Linked DNA regions of Homo sapiens: regions 1, 2, 3, 4 and 6 are each linked to region 5. A link is a contact called in ENCODE Hi-C or POLR2A ChIA-PET data. All regions are on one chromosome and are shown on one strand. Each heading gives the region's core, a stretch centred on a gene start or an enhancer-like site at or near the end of the contact. The rest is flanking DNA. Distances are from core to core; before and after follow the strand shown.

Region 1 (3,629 bases), core at 336-2,835, 190 kb after region 5:
TGCCTAGGAAAACCAGAGACCTTTGTTCACTTGTTTATCTGCTGACCTTCCCTCCACTATTGTCCCATGACCCTGCCAAATCCCCCTCTGTGAGAAACACCCAAGAATTATCAATAAAAAAATAAATTAAAAAAAAAAAAAGAATAACAAGAAACATCTATTCTCTGTTTTCCATACCCTAAGCTTGGTTCTAAGCACCTTATGTTCATTGACTTATTAAATTCTCACAACATGAAAAAAAAAAAAAAAGATAGGCTTTAATTTTTCTTGAGACAGGGTTTCACTCTGTTGCCCAGGCTAGGTACAGTGGCATGGTCTCAGCTCACTGCAGCCTCAATCTCCCGGGCTCAAGCAGTCCTCTCACCACAGCCTCCCAAGCAGCTGGGACTACAGGGGCACCCCACCACACCCAGCTAATTTTTTGTCTCACGATGTTGCCCAGGCTGGTCTAGAACTGAGCTCAAGTGATCTGTCTGCCTCAGCCTCCCGAAGTGCTAGGAATTACAGGCGTGAGCCACTGTGCCCGGCCTTTATTTTTTATAAGGAACTTAGCCATTTAGAGTGCTTCCAGATTTATCTTCTTCGGGCCAAAACCAGCAACAAATATATGTACCAAAAGTTAGCATCTTCCACTGGTTAACTGTTTCAAAACAGTGCAGTAGGCAGTGTAAATGTGGCTCTATTTTTGGAACTGTTACTGTTTAACGCTTGTTAAGCATCCTGGGTAAATATATCTTACACAGATAATCCTACACAGTGAGCTTCTTAAAATAAGAGCATAAAAGCTACTCGGGCAAGATTTAGGGAGACAGGAAGCTATACATTGTTACTGTAGATTAGTCTCAAAAGTTCTGATCAACTTTCTATTTTGACATTTGGAGACATCCATAGGTGCTTCTCTTGTTAAAGATTAATGTCTCTTGTCTCTAAACCAATTCGTGTTACTGGAAGGAAAGGCAACGCAAGTTTTATAAATCAGCCCCTTTGTGGGCTCCATTTTGCTATACTCTATGTTCTCTGAGAGTGCTACCAACGGAATTGAGAAAATAACCATCCAGACGGGCTATTTGGGGGCTGATCTTTACCCTGGAATCTTCCTGGAAGGTGAACGGCCTATGTCATGCAGTTGTTATGCAAGAGGTATCATGGGACCTTTCCTTCTGGGCGCTCATGGAGCCGCGGCAGAGCCCTGGGTGACCCAGCAGCAGCTGCCTGCTGTGTGGCTGCCTTCACTGTCCTCCCCCACAACTGCTGTTGATTTCTCTGCATTGACCCTGCAGATGTTTCCCTGGCCTCGTGGTGTTCCTTTGGACTTTTAAGGGACCTCTGTGCATCTATTTTAGTCCCCTTTCTGCTAGCAATGCTCACTCCCCTAGTTTCCTTAAGCAGTTTTATAAAAAACCTTCAGTGAAAAATACTAGCCAAGAAGGCGAAGGCATCTGGAAAATCCCCAGATTTGGCTATTGTGTGCTGCAATGCCAGCCCCCTTCTACAGCCATGACATGCATATCAATGCAGGTGCCCTTGAGACTCCTGCAGGTTCGAGAAAGCATGACATGCTCCCAGAATCCTGGATTTGGACTTCATTCTGGACAGCATATGACAAGGACGAGGACCCCTATTCTAGCCAGTTAAAGCTGGACAGAATTTTTAAAAGCAATGAAGCCAGTTCCTTGGATATATCCACGGGCTTTGCTTTGAGAAGGAACTGAGTAGGCAGTGAGAAGAGTCGAGTGAAGCCTGGCCCGTGAGTGCCTCAACAACTGAGATGAACGTCGACTCGCTTGCAGGCAAGTTGTCAGTAAGTATTTATTAAATACCCACCGTGAGCCTTGTACTTTGCCTAGTTACTAAGAAACCAAAAGGGGGAAAAATAGCCTCATCTGCTCAGAGTTCATAATAAACCTGTATTGTGAATACAGAATACAGAAAAACTGGACTCTAGTGAGGTGCTAGAAAGAGTGTACTGCTTAGCTGAGATAGCAGATGAAGGAAAAATATTTTTGGTTCCTCCCTGCCATGCAATCGTACCGGGAGGGTGGAGTGTTGGTGTTCTCAGCCCATTTAATTTGGATGGAGCTGCGGGCTCATCAGTTTGGGGACTGGCTTCATCGCTTGTTCTGTCCAGCAGTCGCGTCTTCTCGGACTCCTTGTTCCAGCTTGAATTCCTCTTTTGCCCTGGCTCCACTCTAAGACGAAGACTGTGTAATTCAGAAAATGCAGCGCAAGTAATTATGTCCAGTGTGATGCTAAACATTTCCCAAAGGCAGCGTAGATCTGCAGAAACTGCAGCTTGGGAGAAGTGATGGTGTTCCTCTCCCCACCACCTCAGCCTGCCCTGATCATTCTCACTCACATGATCTATTGTGATGTTCTCACAATGTAGCCTGGCCATCATCTGGGAACTTGCTGGAAATGCAGATTTTGGCATCCCGCCTAAGACCTTAAACTGAAGAAGGGCCTAGCTCTCTCTTGTAACTAGCAACAGATGCAACCTGCATGGTTCTGATGCAAACTGACCTGGAAGAATGGCCCTGGCATTTACATTTTGGTCCTTAGATGCAGGTAATCTGAGCTGAACATCTTCAAACCTGAGGCATAGCATAGAAAAAAGAATACAAACAGTTTATATAAAGTAAAAAAAATTTTTAGAAAGGACTTAAGTTGGCTGGGGCGCGGTGGCTCACACCTGTAATCCCAGCACTTTGGGAGGCCAAGGCGGGCGGATCACGAGGTCAAGAGATGGAGACCATCCTGGCTAACGTGAAACCCCATCTATACTAAAAATACAAAAAATTAGCCAGGCGTGGTAGCAGGTGTGGTAGTCCCAGCTACTCGGGAGGCTGAGGCAGGAAACTCACTTGAACCTGGGAGATGGACGTTGTAGTGAGCCAAGATTGAGCCAGTGCACTCCAGCCTGGGGGACAGAGCAAGACTCTGTCTCCAAAAAAAAAAAATCAGGCCCAGGCAACATAATGAGGCCCCACCTCTACAAAAAAATAATTGTTTTAATTAGCCAGGTTGATGGTGTGCACCTGTGATCCCAGCTACTCAGGAGGGTGAGGTGGGTGGATCGCTTGAGCCCAGGAGCCCTCCCTCGGGATGCTCTTATTTCTGCCTGCAGCCTCATTTGTCACTCTGTGCAGACTCATTCTGTTTTTGTTTTGTTTTGTTTTGTTTTGTTTTTGAGACAGTCTTGCTCTGTCACCCAGGCTGGAGTACAGTGGCACAATCTCGGTTCACTGTAAACTCCGCCCCCCCGGGTTCACGCCATTCTCCTGCCTCAGCCTCCCGAGTAGCTGGGACTACAGGTGCCTGCCACTATACCCAGCTAATTTTTTGTATTTTTTAGTAGAGACGGGGTTTTGCCATGTTGGCCAGGATGGTCTCGATCTCCTGACCTCGTGATCCACCCACCTCGGGCTCCCAAAGTGCTGGGATTACAGGCGTGAGCCACCACGCCCTGCCAAATTTTCTATTTTTTAATAGAGATAGGGTCTTGCCAAGTTGAAGTGCAGTGGTATGATCATAGCTCACTGCAGCCTCCAACCCCAGGGCTCAAATGATCCTCCTTCCTCGACCTCCCAAGTAGCTAGAACTACAGACACACACCGCAGCGCCTGGCTAAT
Region 2 (3,258 bases), core at 625-3,124, 150 kb before region 5:
TATAATCCCAGCACTTTGGGAGGCTGAGGTGGGCAGATCACTGGTGCCCAGGAGTTCGATACCAGCCTGGGCAACATAGCAAAACCAAAATACAAAAATTAGCCAGGCGTGGTGTATTGAACCTGTAGTCCCAGCTATTCATGAGGCTGAGGCATGAGAAGTTCTTGAACCTGGGAGGCGGAGGTTTCAGTGAGCCTAGATTGCACCACTGCACTCCAGCCTGGGTGACAGAGCAAGACTCTGTCTCAAAAATAAATACGTAAATAAAATTTTTAAAATGAAAATAAAACGATTGTTTCTCTACACTTGAAAGTATGATACAGCATACTGGAACATGTCAAGACTGTAAATTAGGAGACCTTAGGAACAGCCTCAAATTAGTATCATTCTAACTGTGCAACCTTGGGCAAATCACTAACGTCTCCAGATCTCAGTGTCCTCACCTACAAAAAAGGTAACTTGGACAAGATCAGTGGTTTTCCAAGTGCAGCATGAATATCATCAGTGGCATAAATACAATCTTAGGTGGCTCACAAATGGATAGGGGTTATGTTGACAGATAGGTAATTTTAAAACATGTATTAGCACATCAAACCCATGATATCGTAACTATTATTGTTTTTGTTGAAAAATTTTTAAGTTAAAGAAAAATATTAAGTAAATAGAGGTGCAAGGATATGACAAAAATGGAAAGTTTGCTACTCATTAAATCATTTTAATATCCAAGATTCTTCCCAGCTCAGTTATTCTGTAGTACATCAGATAGCAAAGAAAATTTTAAGAAGGAACTAGTATCAGCAATATGCAGTTATGGCAGAAGCTGTACCCCCAAAATCAGAGTGCTGGACGTCAGCAGAACCCCTTTAACTTCATTAAGTCCTTGACTCTCTTTTTTGACCACGGTGTTTGCCTGCTACTAAAATCTCTAGGGCAGGAGCACGGTGACTTCTATGTCACCATCCCACCTACCCCATGCCACATTCTCCATCAACAGCCCCGCCCCTTGTCCCTGTCTCCCTGGTGACACATAACAAAGGCCATCAAGCTCCCAAATCTTCAACTCCATCCTCTCCAAGAAGGACCCCAAAAGCATTTGTGTCCCAGCAACTGTGAACTTTTCCAGGCTGCCAGACAGAAGTTTATCTAATGGTGGTCAAGACCTGCCTGGTTGAATACTAGTAAAAACAATCCTTATTCACAATTTATTGCTATATCTACTTCATCTTCTCTCCTCCACAAGATTTTCCTTTTACTTTTAAAAGAGGATGCATGAAAACTTCATAAAGTAGTTTGCTTCCAGACTAAGAAGAAAGGAGGCTGGGTGTGGTGGCTCTGCCTGTGATCCCAGCCCTTTGGAAGGCCGAGGCAGGCAGATCACCTGACGTCAGTCGTTCAAGACCAGCCTGGCCAACACGGTGAAACCCCGTCTCTACTAAAAATACAAAAATTAGCCGGGCGTGGTGGTGGGTGCCTGTAATCACAGCTATTAGGGAGGCTGAGGCACAAGAATGGCTTGAACTCGAGAGGCAGAAGTTGCAGAGAGCCGAGATCGTGCCACCACACTCCAGCCTGGTGACAGTGGAGTAGGCCACATGCATCTGTGGTCCTGAGTAAATGCCCTTGGGCCCATTTTCAAAAGCCTGTTGGGAGAAAGCCTGTTACTCCTCCACTGAGAGTCTCAGACCCAGCTCAGATGGAGACAGGGAGAGGTGCAGGTGGATCAAGCCCAAGCTCCGGACTTCCCAGCTACCTCCTGAACCTCATCATCCCACAGCTCCCAAAGGACCCCAGTTACCTCGGAACAGCTCCAGAAACTGAGGGCTGTTTGCTCAGCGCCCCAGCATCTGTGCAGAGCACCGGAAAAGCTCACCAACTGTTTCACTTCCTGTTGGGGTAGGTTTTATTTCCCTCCAGTGTGCACCAGGGATCCAACTAGAGGCCGGGGAGAGGGGCTCTGCAGTGCTGAGGCAGCCAGAGTGGCAAGTGTGTGGCTTACATGCATGCTTGCTGTGTGCATCTGAGTTTGATGTGGGGGGCTTGTGCGCATGTTCATGTGGGTGTTTGTGTGTTCGTGTGTGTTTCGGTTTATGTGCATGTGGGGTTTGTTTTTTTTTTTTTTTTTTTTTTTTTGTAGACAGAGTTTCACTCTTGTTGCCCAAGCTGGAGTGCAATGGCGCAATCTCAGCTCACTGCAGCCTCCGCCTCCCGGGTTCAAGCAGTTCTCCTGCCTCAGCCTCCCGAGTAGCTGGGATTGCAGGCGTGCGCCACCATGCCCCACTGATTTTTTGTATTTTTAGTAGAAATGGGGTTTCACCATGTTGGTCAGGCTGCTCTCGAACTCCTGACCTCAGGTGATCCGCCCACCTCGGCCTCCCAAAGTGCTGGAATTACAGGCGTGAGCCACCATGCCCGGCCGCATGTGGGTTTATTTGTGTTGGAGGGAGGGTGTGTGTGTGTTTGTGTGTACTGTGTCTTTGAAAGGTCCACAGCATGTTGGTTTTGGAAACAAGCACCGCAAAGAGGCACTCCAAAATCTGTTCATGAACTCTGGGAAGTTCTCCTTCCTCAAAATGTGATTGTGGACTGTGGGGCAACCCATTAGACAGAGAGTAAAAAGTAGCTATAATAAAATATATGTTTTAGGGGGGAAATCAGGGATGCGGGGACAGGACAGTAGAGGGGGCAGGAGGTAGGAGACAAGAGCTGGGGTGTGAAGAGGACCAGCAAGAACAACGCTCCAAGGGACAAGTGGAGCAGACAAGGCTCCTGTACCCAGGACGGTCAGAGTCAGACCTCGCTTTGTAGCTGGCCTTAGCACTGTAGCAGTGGGGCCTCGACCAAGTTGTTTCAACTCTCTATACTTCAGTTTCCTCATCTGAAAATGTGGATAATAAAAGCACCCACCACAGAGGGTCCATTGTCAGAATTAAAGGAAAAACACATGCAAAGTACCTGCCACATAGAAAGCTCTTGATAAATATTAGCCATGACTATTCTTAGAAGTAACTATTGGGATGCCTCATCCAAGCCAATTAGAAATGCAGACATGGGAGGCTACACCAGGGACCTCCATGTCACATGCATGGTCTAAAGACTCGATTGCACCCCACTCCTCCCCAGTCCCACTCAAATCTACCCCCAAGACCCCAAATCTACCCCCAAAAGCCCACGGCAGTTTCAGTTCTGCAGCTCCCATACATCTGGAGCCTTGATGCTCCTTTTTGTCATTTTCTCCAAAAAGTACCAAGGTCATTCATT
Region 3 (3,538 bases), core at 197-2,696, 210 kb before region 5:
GGAGTTGTTATAAAGATTATACGAATAACTGTGAAGTACTTAGAATAGTGCCTGGCACAAAGTAAGCACTATGTGTTTTTTTCATGCAAGTAATTTGGCCGGGTGCACTGGCTCATGCCTGTAATCTCACCACTCTGGGAGGCCAAGATGTGAGGATCATCTGAGGTCAAAAGTTCGAGACCAGCCTGGCCAACATGGTGAAACCCTGTCTCTACTAAAAATACAAAAATTAGCCGGATGTGGTGGCGGGTGCCTGTAATCCCAGCTACTCGGGAGGCTGAGACAGAAGAATCGCTTGAACCCGGGAGGCGGAGGTTGCAGTGAGCAGAGATTGCGCCACTGCACTCCAACCTGGTGACAGAGATGCCGTCTAAAAAAAAAAAATGCAAGGATTACTGTGAAATCCGTATGTTAATGTAAAATATTACTTGTGCGTTTAGAAGACAAAGTGATTCCTTTTTCCAGAAAAGGCAAAACGGCCCAAGGGAGCGTGAGAGCCGTGGATCTGACCAACCTGGTTTAGTGTCCTGTGCCGTCTCCCAGCTGCAGGACCTGAGAAAACGTACTTGAAAACTCGTCAAGCTTCGGCTTCCTGACCACACAAGGTCACACCTTCTCAGAAGTTGCGGGGAGGCTCACACATCACTACCGCGCCGGGCACACAGCAGGCGCCGGCTCCAGCCCTCCTGCTCCCGCCCGCGGAGCCTCCAGCGCTCAGTCGAGGTCACAGCGAGCTGAACTGAACCCAAGGCCCGCACCAAACCCACAGGCACTTGGGGGCGGAGCACCCGCAGGCGCGGCTCCCGGCGCGCGGCCCAGTTTCCTCCACATGCAGATGAAAATCACGACCCAAACGTCCTCATGGTGGAAATCAGAAGACGCGCAGGGAAAACAGGGACGCGGAAACTGCCGGGAAGCGCAGGGGCTGACAAGCAGCCTGGCCCAGGCCGTCCCACGAGCGCTCTCCCGCGGGAGTAGCGTTTCCGAGGCCGCCAGCGAGTCAGAGGAAGGCAGGGCGCATCCGCCCTCCAGCAAGAACGCGATGCACTCGGGCGCGACGACGGTCCAGGCAGTTCCCAGGAGGCTGGGATACCAGCCCGGCCGCCCCTCCTTCCCCGCGGCTCCCCGCCCCGCCTCCGGCCCTGAGTGGCGAGTGGCTCGGCCAGAACCCGGACGTCCTCACCTGAGCGGGGCCCACAGCATAGCACCTGCGGGCGGGGCGGCCCTGGAGCCCCGCAGCCGCGCGCGCCGCCCGCCAGCAAAGCCCACGCGCCGCGCCGAGCGCAGCCACACAGCCCCACGCAGCCATCCGGCCGTCGCCGTGCGCACGTGCACGGCGTGCGGCCCCCCCCCCCCGCGAGTCCGTCCGCTGCACAGCCAATCAGCGGTCGGCGCGCGCGGCATCACGGGAGTTGTAGTCCTGTAAGCGCGCGGAGCCCGTCGGGCGCCTATGGAACTCGACCCGCAGGCCAAAGGGGCTCCGTTGCAAGGAAGAAGTGCGGGGTCCCGCCGCCTCCTAGACCGAGATCGCGGTGAGCTGGCCGCGGCGCACAATGGGCACGGCCTGGGCGGCGGCGTCCGTACTATCGCCCTGTGCCTGCGGATCCCGGTAACATTGCGCGGCAGGCCCCAGGCCGGCCTCCCTCAGCTTCGCGGACTGTCTGGGCCGGGGGTCTCAACCTTGACTTCAGGGCCGGGCCGCTGGGGCAGACCCTTAGTGATGTTCAGGTCCTCTGGGCCCCTGCCAGTCAAGGGACGCTCGTCGCGCGCCAATTGTTAAGTCTTTCATTGTTTCTGTAAACCTGCTGACGCCCTCCCAGCGCATAGGGAGACTGCGCACGTGAGTCCGCCCCCGCGCGCACTGCGGAGAGGTAGAGGCACGAATGTAGTACAAGGTACAAAATGACTACTCCAGAGAGGGCCAGATGACTAAGTCAGCAAACACTTAGGGAACACGACTGTGTCCGCTGCGCGTTTCCCGGAGTAGACACAAGGGTGAATGAACAAAGAATGGATTTCGGTCACTGAAAGTGGAGAGGTAGCCGACTCCGTCCGTGGAGGCCCTTAGCAGAGCTGGATCTGGTAGTCCCCCGGTCATGAGGGGAGATTCTGCTGGAGGAAAGAGGTCTCCATTCCCACCGTTTGAAATGTGTAGGATGCCCTCAGATTCTTTGGCCCATTCATAGGTATAGCTATGCTAAAAACGCGGGACCCTACAATGTACTTAGCACTAGCAGAGAGGGAGTCGAGGATATGGACAGAGACTGCACTAGCTCACACATTAGCAGGCCAGGGTGCGGTGGCTCACCCCTGTAATCCCAGAACTTTGGAAGGTCAAGGTGGGAGGAAAACTTGAGTCCAGGAGTTCCAGACCAGCCTGGGCAACATAGGGAGACCCCTTCTCTATTTTAAAAATAATAAAATAGGGCCGGGTGCGGTGGCTCACACCTGTAATCCCAGCACTTTGGGAGACTGAGGCGAGTGGATCAGGAGGTCAGGGGTTCAAGACCACCTAGCCAAGATGGTGAAACCCCGTCTCTGCTGAAAACTGCAAAAATTAGCCAGGCGCGGTGGCAGGCGCCTCAAGTCCCAGCTACTCGGGAGGCTGAGGCAGGAGAATCGCTTGAACCCAGGCAGCAGAAGTTGCAGTGAGCCGAGATTGCGCCAATGCACTCCAGCCTGGGTGACGGAGTGAGACTCCGTCTTGAAAAAAAAAAAAATAATAATAATAATAATAAAATGAAGAAGTAGTTAGCGGTGTCCTTTGGTCCTCAGCTTTGAAGGGCAAGATCTTAATTCAGTTCAACTACAGCTAATCAGAATTTGGAAGACTAATTCAAGTCAGTCAAACTCACAATAGCCCGACACTTAAACCCTGCCAGGGGACATAGCTCTCTAGGATTGCAATGTTCCTAATCCCTTCCTTCTATTAAACTACCTAGAAACTGATTTAGTCATTAGAAATTTCTTGGTATGATGGCTTTTAAACATGCCCACAGTTTTTTTTGACAATCGGCTCCTCAAAAGCATAGCCAGGCGCGGTGGCTCACACCTGTAATCCCAGCACTTTGGGAGGCCAAGTCAGGCGGATCATCTGAGATCAGGAGTTCAAGACCAGCCTGGCCAACATGGCGAAACCCGTCTCTACTAAAAATACAAAAATTAGCTCGTCATGCACCTGTAATCCCAGCTACTTGGGAAGCTGAGGCAGGAGAATCGCTTGAACCTGGGAGGTGGAGGTTGCAGTGAGCTGAGAGCGTGCCACTGTACTCGAGCCTGGGCAACAGAGTGAGACTCTATCTCAAAAAAAAAAAAAAAAGAAAGAAGAAAAAAAGGCCGGTCACAGTGGCTCATGCCTGTAATCCCAGCACTTTGGGAGGCCGAGGTAGGTGGATCATCTGAGGTCAGGAGTTCGTGACCAGCCTGGCCAACATGGTGAAACTCTGTCTCTACTAAAAATACAAAAATTAGCCAGGCATGGTGGTGTGTGCCTGTAATCCCAGCTACTTGGGAGGCTGAGGCAGGAGAATCACTTGAA
Region 4 (3,179 bases), core at 641-3,140, 250 kb before region 5:
TGGGAGCCTCCCTGAGGTGGTGGCGGAGGTGGTGGAGGGGCGGAGGGCGGAGCACCGTAGCCCCCTCTGGCCCGACTCGGGGAGGCCCGATTGCCCCGGTCCCAGCAGCCCTCCAGGGCCTCCAGGCCCCGGCAGCCGAGGAAGAAGAGGTTCTTGAGCATGAAGATGGAGAGGGGCTGCTGGTAGCTGACCACCAGGAGGCAGCGCAGCGCCAGCAAGGGCACGTCCACCAGGCAGCCGCCCAGCAGGCGCAGAAGGCGGCTGCAGCTGCCAGGCCCGGAGGCCTGGCCCCAGGATGCAGCCGCTGCGGCCGCGGCGTTGAGCTCGTAGAGCCAGAGCACCGGCGAGGCGAGGGTGAGGAAGTAGACGGCGATAAGCAGGTAGCGCAGGTGCGCGGGCAGCGGCACGCGGCCCTCCAGCATCAGCTCCACCAGCGTGAAGCTGTCGAGCAGGTCCAAGCACGTGCCCAGGAAGCATCCGGCCGCGCGGTGCCGCTGGGGCTGCAGCAGCAGGGGTCCTGCCGATCCCGGGGGCGCGCCCGCCTCGCTGATGGCCCGCACCAAGCTGTAGAGCAGGGGCACCGACAGCGCCATGGTGAGACGGAAGCCCGTGGTGCCGAAGGGCGCGCGTAGCTCGATGAGGTCTAGGATGGACGTGCCCAGGATCAGCACCACCTTGGGAGTGAAGGCGATGGAGTAGATAAGCCAGGCCAGGTAGGCGAAGGCGAACTCGCCCGCTGCCGCGGCCGCCCCCAGGCCGCCCCCCGCGCCGCCGGCGCCCCCGCGGGCTCCGCGTGCCTTGGCCCCAGCGGTAGCGGCCGAGGGGGCGGGCAGATGCAGGGGCGGCGCGGCGTGGTGGTGGTGCAGGTGGTGGTTGTGCGCGCCGCTGGCTGCGCCGCCCCGACGGCCCCGGCTGTTCTTGGCGAAGAAGATGGCCCAGCCCACCACCACCACCAGGTCAGTGGCGATCCAGGAGCACCAGTACAGGTCGGTGACGGCGATGAGGTACAGGTCCAGCAGGCCGCCCTGCGCCAGCAGCAGCACCACGGACAGCGCCTGGTAGCCCCAGCGGCACCTGGGACTGGGGGCGCAGCCGCGGCGCCGACCTCTGCGGCCGGGGCGGTCTGGGCAGCCGCAGCAGCAGCAACACGGGCAGCAGGAGGCGCCGCTGCCGGTCCCGGTGCCGCCCGCGCCCCCCGCCGAGCGGCTCCCGGGGCCCCCGACGGCCCCGGCCGCGGCGCCCCCGCCGAAGTCCGCGGCTGTCATGCTGCAGGAGGAGGTGGGCGTGGAGGTGGAGGAGGAGGTGGCCGCTGAGGAGGAGAAGGCGACAGGCGCGGGGCCGGCGGGGGCGCCCACCTGAGCCGGCGGCCCCAGGAGCGCGGCGTTGGGCACCAGCGGCTTGCTGACGCTGAGGCTCTCGTCGTCGTCCTCGCGCTCGGCGCCCGTGCTGCTGCTCGGGGAGCCGCCGCCCCCGCCGCGTCTGCCGCCGCCTCCCCCGCGGCTGGTGCTGGTGCTGGTGCTGCTGTCGCCGGAGCCTCTCCGGCCGCGGAAGGAGCCCCCGCGGAGGAAGAGGGGCTGCAGCCGGGCGGCTGCCGGGGGCGGCGGGAAGGAACCGGACGCGGAGGAGACCGAGCGAGGGTGGCCGAGCGCCGGGCGCATTGTCCTCCGAGGGGCTCTGGGGCCGCCCAGCTGTTCCCTCCCCGCCAACCCCGGGCGGGCGAGGCGGGCTAGGCGGCCGAGGGGAGCCGGGGCCCGCCGCCTCCCCAGCAGTGGGGACTCGCACCTGGGCCGGGCGGCGGCGAGATCCGGACTGGAGCCACTGGACTGGGCGAGCCGGGCCGGGCGGCAGGGAGAGGGGGCAGGCGGTGAACCGAGCGGACCGCGGTGAAGACAGGCGAGGCGGGGGCGGGGCGGGGCGGGGCGGGGAGCGAGTCCCGCCGGGAGGGAGGGAGGCTGGCGGCGGGGAAACCAGGACTGGATTCGAGGGGGAGAGGAAGCAGCGAGACCAGAGGAGGAGAAAGCGCGGCGCGCTGGATCAACGGGAAGAGAAGGGGCGGGGGTGCAGTGCGTCACAGTCGGGTCGGGAGCCCTGTGGCCTGGAGGAAGCGGGAGGAGGCGCGGGCAGCCGCCAGGGCGAGGCGACCCGGTGCGGGGGGACTCCCATGGAGCGCGGACTCCTAAGGAAGTCGCTGGGAATCCCACCGGCTGTACCGCAGGGCGTTAGTACCTAGATGGCTTCGGTGCCCCCAAGCGATGGGCTCAAGCTACAGGGCGGGCTTTGCACCTGGCCTTCTCAGCTCTGAGGCAGGCAGTGGGCAGCTTCGCCTCCACCCTCCGTCCAGCGCCCTTCCCATGGGGCCATCCGCCTCTCCCTAAGGCACTAAAAACCAGTGGAGGAGTCAGGCCATGTTGGCAAAAAGGGCTCGGGCAGCAGCCCCAGACCTATAGTCCTAAATATCCATGTACCCAGCCCTGGGGTCGCGAGCCATCTCAGGGACGACCCGATTCCAGCGGATGGAGAAGTTCCCTGAAAACACCTGCCTGGGAGGAGAGACGAGGGAACGAGATTGGGCAAGTGGCATCCGCCCAGCGGGCTTCTCAAAGGTTTTTAAAGCAGAATGGGACGTAATAGGAAGATGTGTCTAGCAGAGAGTAAAATAAAGGGGCATTTAGAGGTGTGGGCACCTGGATGAAAACAAAGGCTCCAAAGGGATGATGGTGAGGGTTACAGCCCACCACAGTAGACAGAGACACCAAGGAAGGAATGCAGTCAGTGGCCCTGCGTAGACAGTCTCAGGAGAGAGCACACCAGCTCACCCCAGGACTCATCCAAGGCTGGGGATGGATGTCGATGCAGCAACTCTGGAAGGCAGAAGGTAGAGTGCTGCCTTTAGGGGTTTAAGGGAGAAGGAAATGACTAGAGCAGTTGGGGCTCAAAAACAATCTGAGGTTCACCAATAATGGAAACATCCCATTCCCAGCCCCATGAAAACAAGGCAGAAAGCTTGCCTGCCCTATTGGCCTCTGCACCCTTGTGGGGCCTGTGGGCTCCCTGATTTCATGACCTTTGAAGCTGCTGCTGCGGGCTCATCTCCCCTAGGTAACAGCTTGCAGCGTGATAACACCATGCAGTGTGAGGGAGCTGTATGCAGTGGAGCCGCAGGGGTTAGTCAGGCCTCG
Region 5 (3,449 bases), core at 26-2,525:
GAGTGGAGGGGTAATTATCCAGACAGCCCATTCCAAAATCTATCATATAAATTATCTCCAGATTGTACACTACTTAAAGGTAGAAGAGGATCTTTGAGTTTAACCCTTGTACACTTTGTGATTGTGCCTGTCACTCAATAAATAGTTGATTAATTTGGGGGACGCACCAGGAGCAGTGTTTCCTATCTGAAAGGTGGACCACCGAACTCAGAGGCGGCCCTCTGAGACCAGCAGGATGCAAGTGCGACGACCAATACAAATATCTGAGCATTCAATGGAGTTTTTCCAAACTTCTAGCCTGTTTCTGGGGTGATTTTTTTTCTTAGGATTTAGCAGTACTCCACCGCGCTACAGCAGTTAGCATTTCTAAAGCACACACTCCAACACCCTTCGGCCGTAGCACATTCAATCCCTCCGCCGGGGCGTGGGGGTCTCCTCCCCTCCGAGCACAGTCCCCGGCTTCCCGATCTCCTCTGCCCCATCCCCCCGCCTTCCAAGCACATTGTGCTCACTCTTCCAGGCAGCTCTTTCAGCGGCCGGGCAGTAGCAGGGTTCCGAGCCCGTCTTCTCCGGGGCGGTCACACGTGTCCATTCCCTGGGGTTGGGGATCGCTCTTCCCGCTTGGCTGCTGATTGGTGCCTCCCCCTACCCCACCCTTCCCGCCGCTCTCCAGCCTCCATCCTACTTCGTTCCAGCTCAATCAGCCCCACCGCCTTCTTCCCTCGGAGAAAAAAGCCACTTCAGAGCTCCTTGGGCGCCGTTCTCGGCTGGAATAAAAGCGTTAAGAAACAGGTGGAAAGCACTTCACTTCTCTAGGCTTCATATTTCTAGGGTGGACAGCCCGCTCCTGCTCCGGCTCTGCCCTCGGCATCAATAATAACTGAACTCCCACACGTGCACGTTTCTGTCTCTAGCCCGACCGAAAGGACCACCCCGCGGGCCCTTTAAAAGGACGCGACCACTCAGGCCAAGTGGGGGTGGGAGAGCTCCTGGCCGTCCTCCCTTGGGAAAGTGCTTCAACTCCCCAGTCCCAAAGTCCTGGAGGGCGGAGGGCGCCTCGTGAGAGTTCTCGGGGGTGCGGCCCGCGCCCCCTGGGTCCTGCGGATCTGGGCCCGGGGGCGCGCGCCCCGCCCCTCCCCCTCCCTGGCGGTGCAGCTGTCCGGGCGGGGGTGGGGCGGGGGCGGGGGTTGTTGTTGTGGCGCGGGCAGCCCCGCCCCCTCCTCGTGGGCGGCCCCTCCCCCAGGCCCCGCGTCCGGCCCCTCCGCCCCTAGCCCCATCTGTTTCTCCGGCGGGGACTCGATTATATTGTAGGGGACTGGGGGCGGCCGCCGCCGCAGCCGCGGGATGGGGCGAGCGCGCGGACCCCGCGGGCAGCCGCAGCCGCAGCCGCCTCAGTAGTTCGGGCCCCCGCGCCGCCGCCCCCCGCCCGGCGCCCGCCCTCGGCTCCTGCACTCGCCGAGCGGCGGCAGCAGCGGGAGGAGCGCCCCGCCGCCCCCGCCGAGGACCGCGCGGAGGCTGCGGCGCTGCCGCGGCGGGAGTCCCAGGTCGGCGGGCAGAGCGCGGGCAGCGAGGGGCCGCCGCCTGTGCCGCAGCGGGGAGATGTGCCCAGAGGAGGGCGGCGCGGCCGGGCTGGGCGAGCTCCGCTCCTGGTGGGAGGTCCCGGCCATCGCGCACTTCTGCTCGCTCTTTCGCACCGCGTTCCGCCTGCCCGACTTCGAGATCGAGGTGAGTGGCCGCGCGGGCGGGAGGCGGCGCGCTGCGCCCCCTGCTCCCCCTGCCCCGCGCGGGGTGTCCCGGGCCGTCGCGCAGAGGGGCCGGGGCCCGAGGGACTTCGGCCGGGAGTCGGGGGCCAGGAGGAGGGCGCAAAAGGGCAGGAGGGCGGGCGGGGGCCGCCGGGCTGTGCCCGGGTGCCGAGGGGCGTCGGGCCGGGGACGCCGGATCCTGGGGTGGAGGAGCAGGCACCGCGAGGGCGGGGCGGGCCCGTGCTTTTGTGGGAGAGGGAGCGGGAGCGGGACCCGGCGACCCTCCCGGGACTTCTCCGGTGGGCTGGGGCTGGGTGTGGGCGCGAGGGCTGCGCGCGCTCGCCGCCCGGTGCCATTGAGGCGCGAGCCAGCTGCTCCGGCGGGGCCGGGCGCGGGGGGGGGGCCCGCGCGGGATTAACTCGGACCGGGGCGGGAGTCGGCCGCGGCCGGCGGGGAGGGCTAGCCCCGCTCTGGCGGGCGGGCGCGTGGCAGGGGCTCCCGGAGGCCCCAAGCTCCCGGGAGGCGCTCCGGCCAACTTCGGGCCGGTGGGGACCGGGCCTGGGCGCGGGGCTCTGGAGGTGTGGAAGGAAAGTTTGGGACTCCGTTATTCTTCCACAGCGTCCTTCCTCCCGTAATATCCAGCCTCTTTATCGCGGGGCTCGGGAGCCCTTGGAGTTGATCTCGCCACCATTATCCCCCCGGGCGAGCGCGGAGGACGGGCTGGCCATTCTGGCCAGGCCGGAGGTGTTTTCCAGCCCGGGGCTTTGTGATAACTGGGCCGAAACCCGAGGGTCCTGGAGCGCGGCGGGTGGCGGGAGCTTGCGGAGCGCGGCGCACTCGGCGGCCAGGCATCGGCCAGCCCAGCGGCAGCCCCCTTTCTCCTATTTTTATTTTTATTTTTGGAAGGAGCTGAGAATTAGTCGATTGGTTGGCAGGTTGAATTGCCTTCTCTTCTATGGCAATATGTGTCGTGACTTTTCACCTTTTGCCTTTGGACAAAGGTGAATGGCAACTGCGTTGGTCAGTTTTTGTTTTCTGTTCTGCGGATGGGTTCGCCGACGCAGTAATCAAAATTAGAGCCACTCTTTTGGAAGAGCAAATCGTTGTTGTTGCCTCCCCAGCCCCACGGATCTTACTTTGTGCCATTTTCGGGTTGATTTTAACTCGTTTATTTCAGAGCTCTTTGCCTCACCTTTATTTTTAGATTTAGTCGTGTTTGCTGAAATATCAGTTGCTTCTTCTGTGAATGAAGTGTGGGAACTTGCTCTCGTCGCAGTTAATGAAATCAGGAAAATAAAAAGATCAAAAGGGTTGGGGATGGGAGAATGAAGAGGAATGTAGACAGATAGTCTAGGGCCACTCACTGGCTTTTGGCGATTCTTAGTTCCTTAAGCTGATTAAAACAATGTGAGGAAATGTGGGCTTCTCCACTTTTTAGGAAGAGGTAATAACGGGCATTTTACGTGGCGCCACAGCGTTTGTTTTCAAAGTTTGAACGTGAATGTAGCAAGCATAATTTTATTAATGAAAATATTCTTTAGACAACTGTTAATATTGACGAAAGAAGAGAAACAGAGACACGGAAGCTAAAGAGTTGGGAATCCTAAAGGTCAAAGGATGTTTCTCAGTTACTCTGATGTCCTGTGTTTTCTTTCAGTTGGTACAAAATCGTGAGTAGTTTAATTATATCCTGCAGTCAAAATGGTG
Region 6 (3,198 bases), core at 254-2,753, 230 kb after region 5:
TTACAAAAGGGACACATTAAAAAAAAACAAAACAAAAAAAAACCTAAAGTCACTACTATCTCAGACTTAACTCATCATAATCATCTCACCACAATATGCTGGGTCACCTACACTCTTTCTTCAACAAACATTTACTGAGTGCCTACTATGGCCACAGCAGCTGCAAAGAACACTTCCAATGCCAGCTTAGGCTGGAAGCACTTGCTACAGCCACTGATGAATCCTTAGGAGAACTTAACCCTGGACTTCCAAGGCTCGGCTGTCCAACAGGGCAGTCCTAGCTACAGATGGTTATTGTGTGCTGAGAAACTGAATTTTTCGGTTTAATTAAATATCCGTAAGTGAGTAGTGGCTATGATACTGGATGGGACAGTGGCTACTAGGAAACAATGTTCTGAGGTTTAAGTTACCAGAATATGAAAAAATCAAGGTGAAAGTGCTTTAGTTATAAGACAAGTATCTGCATAAACAGTAAACTGCATATCTAGGTCAGGGAATAACTAGGTTGGCAGCCACAGCAATAGACTCCCACTAGAAGTCTAGAAGATGCCCAGCATTTTAGAACAAATGGAATTTTCCTGGCTTGTTTCCTAGAGTTCCTGTGTACAAATCTGGAAACATCTGAAAAGCCAGCAGCTTTATGATAATTCCTTTAAATAAGTATTTGTGTCTGAGCACGGTGGCTCACACCTGTAATCCCAGCACTTTGGGAGGCCAAGGCGGGTGGATCACCTGAGGTCAGGAATTTGATAACAGCCTGGCCAACATGGTGAAACCCCGTCTCTACTAAAAATACAAAATTAGCCGGGTGTGGTGGCAGGTGCCTGTAATCCCAGCTACTCGGGAGGCTGAAGCAGGAGAATCGCTTGAACCTGGGAGGTGGAAGTTGCAGTGAGCCAAGACTGCACTCCAGCCTGCGCAAAAAAGAGTGAAACTCCATCTCAAAAAAGCAAAACAAAACAAAAAAACACAAGTATTTGCTTTAGTTCCCATCACTCCTGTTAGAGAAAGAACTTGTCAGCACCTTACATGTAGTAAAATGTACATATTCGAATCCTAGGTCAACAAAACACTTGTTCTGACCCCAAATTCACCCTCATGTAAATGTTACCACCTCAGCAAATGCTACTACATGCCCAATTCTCATTCTTTTTGAGAAAATGTCCAAAACTGGAAAGACAGCAACAAATCCCAAATACCAGTGAATGGACACGTGTTCTCTGTCCCACTTCAAAGTAACAGCAGACCAACTACCAAGAAGTACCCCCACACTCACCTGCTGGGCTATGAGATCCAGCCGGCTTTCCAGGGTGTTGGAAACCTTTATTTTACGATCTCCATTATAGATCTCAACTCCACCAGCTCTGCAAAAAAAAAAGCACAGGAAATAATCATTTTCAAAGACTTGAGAAAGATACATGGTACCCTTTACTCCCGCAGAGGAATGCCCTTGTCTTGGTGTGTAGACTGCGCAACCTAAGCAACAGGCTTGAAAGGAACTGAAAAAGCTTCTGAAGATGTAACGCACAGTTGGTTTCAGGAAACCCCAGTCCCCGCCTAGATGTCCATTATATGAAACAGCGTAGTATTTGCATACAACCATCACACATCCTCCCCTATATTGCAAATCATGTCTACAGCACTTAAAATAGCTAATACGATGTAAATGGTTGTTATACCGTAGTGTTTAGGGAGTGAAAAGAAAAAGTTGGTTGAATTCACAGGTGTGGACCCCAAAGATACAGAGAACTGACTGTATTCATCTCAATAACTGTCATTTACCAAGTGACACTATGTGTCAATTTGTTTTGTTTTTTTTGAGACTCGCTCTGTTGCCCAGGCAGGAGTGCAATGGTGCGATCTTGGCTCACTGCAACCTCTGCCTCCCGAGTTCAAGCAATTCTCCTGCGTCAGCCTCCCCAGTAGCTGGGATTACAGGCACCTGCCATCACGCCTGGCTAATTTTTGTATTGTTGTAGAGACGGGGTTTCACCATGTTGGCCAGGCTGGTCTTGAACTCCTGACCTCAGGTGATCCGCCCACCTCTGCCTCCACAAGTGTTGGGATTACAGGAGTGAGTCACCGCGCCCAGCCTGTGTCAATTTGATTTTATGTTACAAAACCTGTTTTAATTATCACAGCCAGCCCTCCCCAACAAAATGAAAAAGAGAGGATTTCATCTCAGTTTGCAAATCACTCAATCCTCATCTGAATGTTTTCTTAAGCCCAATCCTGCTCATTACTGATGAGGCCCTATCACGACTGCATGTGTGTCTGATAAAAGATGCCACTGCTGGCCGGGCGTGGTAGCTCACCCCTGTAATCCCAGCACTTTGGGAGGCCGAGGTGCTCCCAAACTCAAGTTTGAGGCCAGCCTGGCCAACATGGCGAAAGCCTGTCTCCACTAAAAATACAAAAATTAGCTGGGCATGGTGGGGCGTGCCTGTAGTCCCAGCTACTTGAGAGACTGAGGCAGGAGAATTGCTTGAACCCAGGAGGCAGAGGTTGCAGCAAGCCGAGATCACACCACTGCACTCCAGCTTGGGTGACAGAAAGAGACCCTTACTCAAAATACAACAACAACAACAAAAAAAGAGGCTGGGTGCGGTGGCTCACGCCTGTAATCCCAGCTCTTTGAGAGGCCGAGGTGGGCAGATCACGACATCAGGAGATTGAGACAATCCTGGCTAACAAGGTGAAACCCCGTCTCTACTAAAAATACAAAAAAAATTAGCGAGGCATGGTGGCGGGTGCCTGTAGTCCCAGCTAATCGGGAGGCTAAGGCAGGAGAATGGTGTGAACCTGGGAGGTGGAGCTTGCAGTGAGCCGAGGTCGTGCCACTGCACTCCAGCCTGGGTGAGAGTGAGACTCTGTCTCAAAAAATAAATAAATAAATAAATAAGATAAAAAATGCTATGAGGTTAGTGCTAATACGTCAATTTACAGATAAGGGAATCAGGGCTCACTACTATGGTTTGAGTCTGTTCCCTCAGAAACTAATGGTGAAATTTGATTCTCAATGTGGCAGTGTTGGGAGGTGGAGCATAGTAGGAGGTGTTCAGGGCTCAAGGGCAGATCCCGAGGCAATGAACTGTGGCGAGGGCCTGGATTCTAGCTCCGGCAGGACTCGACTGTGAGCAGAGGGTGGGCTGGTATGATAGGGAGTCTGGTTCCCTAGGCTCTCTGGCCTCCTCTCTC

What was found. Hi-C counts contacts between places; a loop is a spot of excess contacts on that map. ChIA-PET counts read pairs that join two places held with the same protein, here RNA polymerase II (POLR2A). Pooled maps may share reads with other maps.
Region 1: a map of gastrocnemius medialis shows a loop between it and region 5 (4-fold over the local background). The contact joins the promoter of SLC25A18 here to the promoter of CECR2 in region 5. A Hi-C loop is called at or near these places in 1 of 168 maps with a recorded cell type or tissue (gastrocnemius medialis) and 1 of 50 pooled maps. POLR2A ChIA-PET finds 5 or more read pairs at or near these places in 3 of 52 experiments (H1, RWPE1 and WTC11).
Region 2: a map of B cell shows a loop between it and region 5 (9-fold over the local background). The contact joins the promoter of ADA2 here to the promoter of CECR2 in region 5. A Hi-C loop is called at or near these places in 20 of 168 maps with a recorded cell type or tissue (A673, B cell, CD4-positive, alpha-beta T cell and 11 more), 23 of 37 single-sample maps with no recorded cell type and 18 of 50 pooled maps. POLR2A ChIA-PET finds 5 or more read pairs at or near these places in 10 of 52 experiments (B cell, CD4-positive, alpha-beta T cell, Caco-2 and 7 more).
Region 3: a map of gastrocnemius medialis shows a loop between it and region 5 (3-fold over the local background). The contact joins the promoter of HDHD5-AS1 here to the promoter of CECR2 in region 5. A Hi-C loop is called at or near these places in 2 of 168 maps with a recorded cell type or tissue (gastrocnemius medialis and posterior cingulate gyrus) and 4 of 50 pooled maps. POLR2A ChIA-PET finds 5 or more read pairs at or near these places in 4 of 52 experiments (H1, OCI-LY7, WTC11 and 1 more).
Region 4: a loop to region 5 is called in a pooled map, with 2.3 times the contacts of the local background. The contact joins the promoter of TMEM121B here to the promoter of CECR2 in region 5. A Hi-C loop is called at or near these places in 4 of 50 pooled maps. POLR2A ChIA-PET finds 5 or more read pairs at or near these places in 2 of 52 experiments (H1 and WTC11).
Region 6: a loop to region 5 is called in a pooled map, with 3 times the contacts of the local background. The contact joins the enhancer-like site here to the promoter of CECR2 in region 5. A Hi-C loop is called at or near these places in 1 of 168 maps with a recorded cell type or tissue (HepG2) and 1 of 50 pooled maps. POLR2A ChIA-PET finds 5 or more read pairs at or near these places in 1 of 52 experiments (B cell).

The regions. Positions count from the first base shown.
Region 1 is chr22:17,561,913-17,565,541 of GRCh38, forward strand. It overlaps SLC25A18 (solute carrier family 25 member 18), which reads left to right and starts at 1,586. Exons shown (of 11, transcript NM_031481.3): 1 at 1,586-1,801. LOC105372850 (a long non-coding RNA gene) reads right to left here. Exons shown (of 3, transcript XR_001755420.2): 2 at 2,357-2,591; 3 at 1,785-2,201. RefSeq lists a silencer at 1,357-1,651.
Region 2 is chr22:17,217,561-17,220,818 of GRCh38, forward strand. It overlaps ADA2 (adenosine deaminase 2), which reads right to left and starts at 1,875. Exons shown (of 10, transcript NM_001282225.2): 1 at 1,796-1,875. RefSeq lists enhancers at 1,252-1,612, 1,453-1,522, 1,533-1,662.
Region 3 is chr22:17,157,943-17,161,480 of GRCh38, forward strand. HDHD5-AS1 (HDHD5 antisense RNA 1) reads left to right here and starts at 1,447. Exons shown (of 2, transcript NR_024483.1): 1 at 1,447-1,895. HDHD5 (haloacid dehalogenase like hydrolase domain containing 5) reads right to left here and starts at 1,335. Exons shown (of 8, transcript NM_033070.3): 1 at 1,184-1,335. The coding sequence starts at 1,309. RefSeq lists a silencer at 1,017-1,346.
Region 4 is chr22:17,119,470-17,122,648 of GRCh38, forward strand. TMEM121B (transmembrane protein 121B) reads right to left here and starts at 1,891. Exons shown (of 1, transcript NM_031890.4): 1 at 1-1,891. The coding sequence starts at 1,658. It overlaps LINC01664 (long intergenic non-protein coding RNA 1664), which reads left to right and starts at 2,126. Exons shown (of 4, transcript NR_103793.1): 1 at 2,126-2,570. RefSeq lists a silencer at 1,603-1,732 and an enhancer at 2,318-2,849.
Region 5 is chr22:17,368,185-17,371,633 of GRCh38, forward strand. It overlaps CECR2 (CECR2 histone acetyl-lysine reader), which reads left to right and starts at 1,276. Exons shown (of 19, transcript NM_001290047.2): 1 at 1,276-1,725. The coding sequence starts at 1,600. RefSeq lists silencers at 1,534-1,603, 1,614-1,713.
Region 6 is chr22:17,593,253-17,596,450 of GRCh38, forward strand. It overlaps ATP6V1E1 (ATPase H+ transporting V1 subunit E1), which reads right to left. Exons shown (of 9, transcript NM_001696.4): 8 at 1,277-1,364. Among named protein-coding and RNA genes, the nearest start is that of SLC25A18, 31 kb to the left of the region's middle. Within about 2 kb of position 1,504, at least 4 of the 41 ENCODE cell types and tissues checked have a DNase peak (open chromatin) inside an H3K27ac peak, as active enhancers do; they include B cell, where a contact is called at or near this core.